Linked DNA regions of Homo sapiens: region 2 is linked to region 1. A link is a loop called in an ENCODE intact Hi-C map of the cell type or tissue named here. Cell type or tissue: IMR-90. All regions are shown on one strand. Links, peaks and the distances in the headings refer to the core of each region. The heading gives the core; the rest is flanking DNA.

Region 1 (2,915 bases), core at 268-2,767:
CTGCTACTGCATATCTAATATGCACACACTCCTGCTCTGCTCTGAAGTTATGTCAGACAAAGCAATCCAAGCCCCCACCTCCTCAGTCAGTCAATGTTATAGATGAATGGAGGGTGGGACTAGGAAGGAAAAGAGGATGACGGAGCAGATGTGTTCATAAACACTTCTGTACTTGCACCTTGCAGAAAGCATTTTCCCAGAGAAATTGTCACAGAAAGAAAAACGTTTAAATTACTGGTACACTTAAACTGTTGTTATAGCTACTTTGAAAAAAAGCTATTTAGCAATGTCTACTAATACTGAACTCCCATATACCCCATGGCCCTGAGATTTTACTCCCAGGTACATATCCAATAGGGATGTGTACGTATGTTTGCCAAAAGACACATACCCAAATGTTCATGGTGTTGTTTATCATAGTAAAAAAGTAGAAACAACCCAAATATCATTGACAGGAGACTGGTTAAAAAAGTTATGTGTAGTCACACAATATACAATATGTGTATTGTATACATATATAACACAATAACAAGAATGAACAAACTAAAACAATAATATTGATGGTTCTCTCAAATAAAATGTTGAATAAAAGAAACCAGACACAAAGGAATACATGTTACATCATTTCATTTATACAAAGTTCAAAAACAGGCAAAACTAATCTACAGTGTTAGATGTCAGGCTACTATATTTGATATTGTAACCCACAGCATATAGCACCTATATCACTGAATGGAAAGGATAATGAATCAGTTTCTCTTTTTCTTTTCTTTCTTTTTTTTTTTTTTGAGACGGAGTCTGGCTCTGTTGCCCAGGCTGGAGCGCAGTGGTGAGATCTCAGCTCACTGCAAGCTTTGCCGCCCGGGTTCACGCCATTCTCCTGCCTCAGCCTCCTGAGTAGCTGGGACTACAGGCGCCCACCACCACGCCCAGCTAATTTTTTGTATTTTTAGTAGAGACAGGGTTTCACCGTGTTAGCCAGGATGGTCTCGATCTCGTGATCCGCCCGCCTCGGCCTCCCAAAGTGCTGGGATTACAGGCGTGAGCCACTGCGCCGGCTCCATGAATCAATTTTTCTCTTACTTTACATAGAGCACGCTGATTTTTTTTTCTTTTCTGTTAAAGCCTATTTGCGACCCACTACATGGATTTTATGATCTTTAATGGGTTGTGATCTATAATTTGGAAACCATTGTTATTAATACTGGTTAGGCTCCCAGAGTAGCCCAGACGTTACCTAATCTCTTTAAGCCTCAGTTTCCTCCTCCATAAAAAGAAGAAAATAATGGCACCCTTCTCATAGGGCAGTTGCGGGATTGGACGCGTTAATGCACATTAAGCTCTCTCTTGGCACAGTGACTGGCATGAGATCACGCTTGCATGTGAGTGCACATACACACACACACACATACTTTTATTAGTAGTTGTATTTCTAAATACATGCAGGTCTTTCCTTGGGCAAATAAACATTTTAAATCCCTGTTCTCAGGACTCACTGATAACGTGAACTAATCTTCCAGAGGAGACTCAGAGGTGACTCATTACTCTAGGGAAGCCAAGTTCCTTGGTGATTAGGACTTCTGGGATTTCTACCTAGACGTGGGCTTCTTTAAGTTTTTTTCTCTTTTCCCATATGTTCTACTGGGCTGTTTTCTTATCTGCTCTGGTCTTTTGGTCAGGACCTGAGATCATTTGGGCTGGTACAGTGTAACTGTACTTGCACAATCGTCGTTTTTAAGTCATCTTAGCTTGGGAAGTGTTGGCCTCTGCTAAGAGTAAGCCCTCCTACTTGGCCATGAGATCTGACCAGCTCCCATTGCTTCCTCCAACAACAAGGGCTTTATGCTCTCATGCAAAAAGACCAGCTGTCAGCTTAAATTTCCCTAATCCAGCCAGATCCCAACTCAGCCAATCAACAGTCGCTATCTGGGGGAAGCCCATCTGTGAAATGCAGCCGTGCCCTTACTGGAATGACATGTCATAAAAATTAGTTTGGGCACTAATCTAAGGAAGCTTTGTGCTGAGTCGAGGGACTGCGAGGTCCCGGTTGGTGTCCTTCTCTTTGCCAAAGAGCTGGACCAGATGAGAAGTGCCCAGTTTGAAAAGACAGAAAATGCCTCCACTTCCTGTTTCCCTTCACCCTGAACCCCTTGTGATGCTGTCCTTGGGATGAGGGGAGACCCTTACCCACTCCCCCAAGTCTTCTTCTCTGGGTAGCTGGTTCCTCTGTCACCCAAGAGGGCTAAAACGATGGACAGAAATATATCATATTGCTGTTTTTTTTTTTTTTGGTGGAGATTTGTTGGTTTTTAACTGCAAGATTATATTACTAACTCATGTTGGCTTGTTTGTTTAAAAAGGACAAACAAACTCATTCCTATGAGAAAGATTTTTCTAGTGTATGTTTCCCCTCTCATCTCTATAAAAATAGTTGTTCCCAAAACATATTTTTTTAAACTACTGAGAACAATAAAGCATCTAGATTTTCATTTTGTTATAGTATAATGGCCCAGGTGACTTTTCCCCTCAGACCTACTGTCCTGACCTGTTTGCTTCCTCAGTTTACACCACACTCTCTCCTTACTTCCTGACCCTTTAATTATATCCTCCTTTTAGCCCCCGTCTCATGACTACAGAGGGACTTGGGGAGATGGGCAGTCGGTGCTTGGCCAGAGGCAGAACTGAACCTGGCTTGCAGGTGGGTGCCCGCTCGCCTCCCAGCTTGCTGAGCATGGTGGGAAATGTGAGGAGGCCTGGAACCTGGCCTTGACTTCAAGGATCCTGAAACTTGGGTTAGGAAATGGTTTGTGCACACGTGAAGTTTCCCAACCATACATGACAGAATATGAGTGCTATAGAGGACACCAGCATAACAAGGGCATGCCATTGCCTGCCCGACTCCACATACTGTGTCT
Region 2 (2,915 bases), core at 224-2,723, 130 kb before region 1:
ATTCCAGCTGCTGGCCTTCCCTGCAGGCTTCAGACTTGCCAGGCTCCACAATCCCATGAGCCAATTCCTTGAAACAGATCTGAGTGTGTATGCATGTACATATTCACATATATGTACACACACACACACATACACACATTCACATCCTATTGGTGCTGTTTCTCTGGGAAATCCTGACTGATCCAGGCTCAATTTTGGATTCAGAAGCTTTTGGACATTCAGTTTGCTAATTTCAAGTCTTTGCTCAAGTGTCACATTCTCAGAGATGCCAGTCCAATCATTCTATTGAATATGAAAAATTAATCATCTTCCCAATCTGTATTCCTGATCCCCTGACCCCACTCTATTTCTTCCCACAGCAATGTAATTTTTCACATAACTGTGTTACTATTTGTGTTTATTTTCTATCACTCCTAGTATATAAGCTTCATGATAGCAGGTGTCATAGGATGACTTCCCTGGGAACAAAACTCTGAGCTGGAGATTTGTGTGCAAGGAGGGTTATGGCGGTGGGTGCTCTCAGGCACAGCAGCCACAGGGTGTGAAGGAAGCAAGATTGGGCACAGAGAAGACTTGAACTGTGATTCAGTTGCAACAGAGGTCTCCACTGATTCCCAGGGGAGCCCTGAAGCTGGGGAAGTGCTTCAGGGATGTCCTGAATTGAGACAAAGGGGGCGGGCCCCAAATCAGCCAGTCATTGGATGCAGAGTGTCCCCAGGAAGGGGACACAGCTCCCTTTGGCCAAGGGCAATTCATAGGGAGGACTCAATGTGGGTCATCAGCCAGTAACAATCCTGGCAGCTGGGGAATGAGCAGAGTGACCCTGAACAAGGATCTGGGCAGTGCACCTGGCAGGCAGCAGCCATCTTTATTTCTCTATTGCTGCATCCTCAGTTCCCAGGACAGGGCCAGGATTGTTGAATGGATGGGTGGGTGGATGAATGAATGAATGAATGAATGAATTGTTTTCAGAAAGGTCGGCATGTACAAACAGGATATGGCCACTGCTCTCAGTTGATGGGCAGAATGACAAGAGGATAAAAATAGAAAATAGGCTAATATGATCACAAAAACCATTAAGGCAGTAAAAAACAAAGAATGATAAATGAGAGAATAGAGGCTTAGGGCTATTCGAGGGAAGGGCAGTAAATACATTTATATGACAGGGCTTAGGGCTATTCGAGGGAGGAGCACTAAATACATTTATATGACAGAGTTTCCATGTCTTACACACAGATCCTGAGCAGTTGTAGGCCCAGGGTGTGCTGTTACTGGCCTGAGCAGGACCCAGGGTTAAAGAAAGCATCCTGCGAACACAAGGAACAACTGGCTCCCGTGACAGAACTTTTAACCAGCCTTTTCTCAAATCTGTTGACTTAACGCAGGCCAGGGAATTCTTTGAAAGGCAACATGGCTATAAATCAGCAAGTCCTGCGAACGTGCATTCCAGGGTCTTGGAGGAAAGGGCTGCACACAAAAGCACCTCTTCTAAGTCTTCAGGAATGCTGTGGTGAGTGGCCCTGGAGGTCTCGGGGTTAGACTCTGGGGCTGGGAATGAAAAGCATCCAGGAAAGGGGAGAAGGGAAGCCCCAGCAGAGCAGCGCAGCTTGCTTCTAAGGACAGCAATGGACACCTAACACCCGGAGTGGTGCCTAGCAGATTCTAGTCACTCAATGAATGTCTGCTGAGTGACTGAAGAATAGTCAGGGACCTTGATTCTGGCCCTAGTTCTGTCATTCACTTGCCATGTGACCTTCAGGAGGTCTCTTTGCTTCTCTGAGTCTTGTTCATCCTGTCTGTAAAATATTGGGCTTAAGCACAAATGGAATCTTTGGGAATGAATGGCTCATGACAGTCTGAATTTATTTACTTTATTTATTTTTGAAATGGGGTCTCACTCTGTTGCTCAGGCTGGAGTGCAGTGGCACCATCATGGCTCAACCTCCTGGGCTCAGGTGATCCTCCCACCTCAGCCTCCTGAGTAGCTTGGACCACAGGCGTGCACCACCATGCCCAGCTAATTTTTGTATTTTTTCTAGAGACAGGGTTTCACCATGTTGCCCAGGCTAGTCTCAAATTCCTGGGCTCAAGCAATCTGCCCACCTCAGCCTCCCAAAGTGCTGGGATTACAGTTGTGAGCCACAACGCCAGCTGAATTAAAAAGCATTTGAAGAGGTGCCTGAAGCTGTGGAAGGCAGGAGACGTAAGAAGCCCATATGGCAGAGTTTCCTGAGCTAATGTGAGCACATGCGATGATCGGGGCTGCTAAGGGAAGTAAGCAATTCCTGCTATGGCTGCCACACCCCAGTGGGACTTGCAGGGGAATAACAGGACACTGCTGTGTCCACCACTCCAGGAGAAATGTCTCTTCCAGAGCTGCTGAAAACACAACAGATCTCCCTCTGGGGCAGCCTGACGCCAGAGGCCGAGGGGAAAGAGGAAAGTGCTGTCTGATGCCCACTGCAACTTCCATTCTATCTGAGGCAGGCCATTTCCTAAGGCTTGGAGGCTGGCAGAATGGCAATCAATTTCAGTCAACTGCCTGCTCACTTCCATCAGTGGCTTGATGTGGCACAAAGAATGACAGGCTCCCACTCAGAATAGGAGAGTTCAAATTCTAGCTTTTCTAACCCCTGCAAATCTGGCAACTGACTGAATTTCTCTGGATCTATAAAATGGGACTAATTCTGTCTACATCACAGGTATGATTAAACTGGAGAAGATTTGTATGAAACCAGCACAAGTTTCCCCCCCCCACCCCTTCTCTCCCTTTCTCCCTCTACCTTCACTCCTTCCTTCTGTGCAAGCCAGCCTAGCTAGCTGGAACAGGACATAAACAAGGCCAAGGGCATGAGTTTGATGCCCATATAGGACCAGAGTCCTGGATAGACAACTCGCAAGTTGTGTGCTCATGC

Evidence for each region. Hi-C counts contacts between places; a loop is a spot of excess contacts. Peaks named below come from ENCODE experiments on the same cell type or tissue, not always from the same donor. Only the 100,000 strongest peaks of a DNase experiment are listed, where the experiment ranks them.
Region 2: it touches region 1 in a loop (7-fold over the local background); 10 of 110 quality-filtered maps call a loop at or near these places.

What each region holds. Positions count from the first base shown.
Region 1 is chr5:56,408,040-56,410,954 of GRCh38, forward strand. No RefSeq gene overlaps it. Among named protein-coding and RNA genes, the nearest start is that of LINC01948, 72 kb to the right of the region's middle. In IMR-90, for the core only: no CTCF peak of the experiment used is centred there; a DNase peak (open chromatin) is centred at 1,552; H3K27ac peaks cover 1,110 bases.
Region 2 is chr5:56,277,174-56,280,088 of GRCh38, forward strand. No RefSeq gene overlaps it. Among named protein-coding and RNA genes, the nearest start is that of ANKRD55, 45 kb to the left of the region's middle. RefSeq lists an enhancer at 2,301-2,904. In IMR-90, for the core only: no CTCF peak of the experiment used is centred there; a DNase peak (open chromatin) is centred at 1,418; H3K27ac peaks cover 2,500 bases.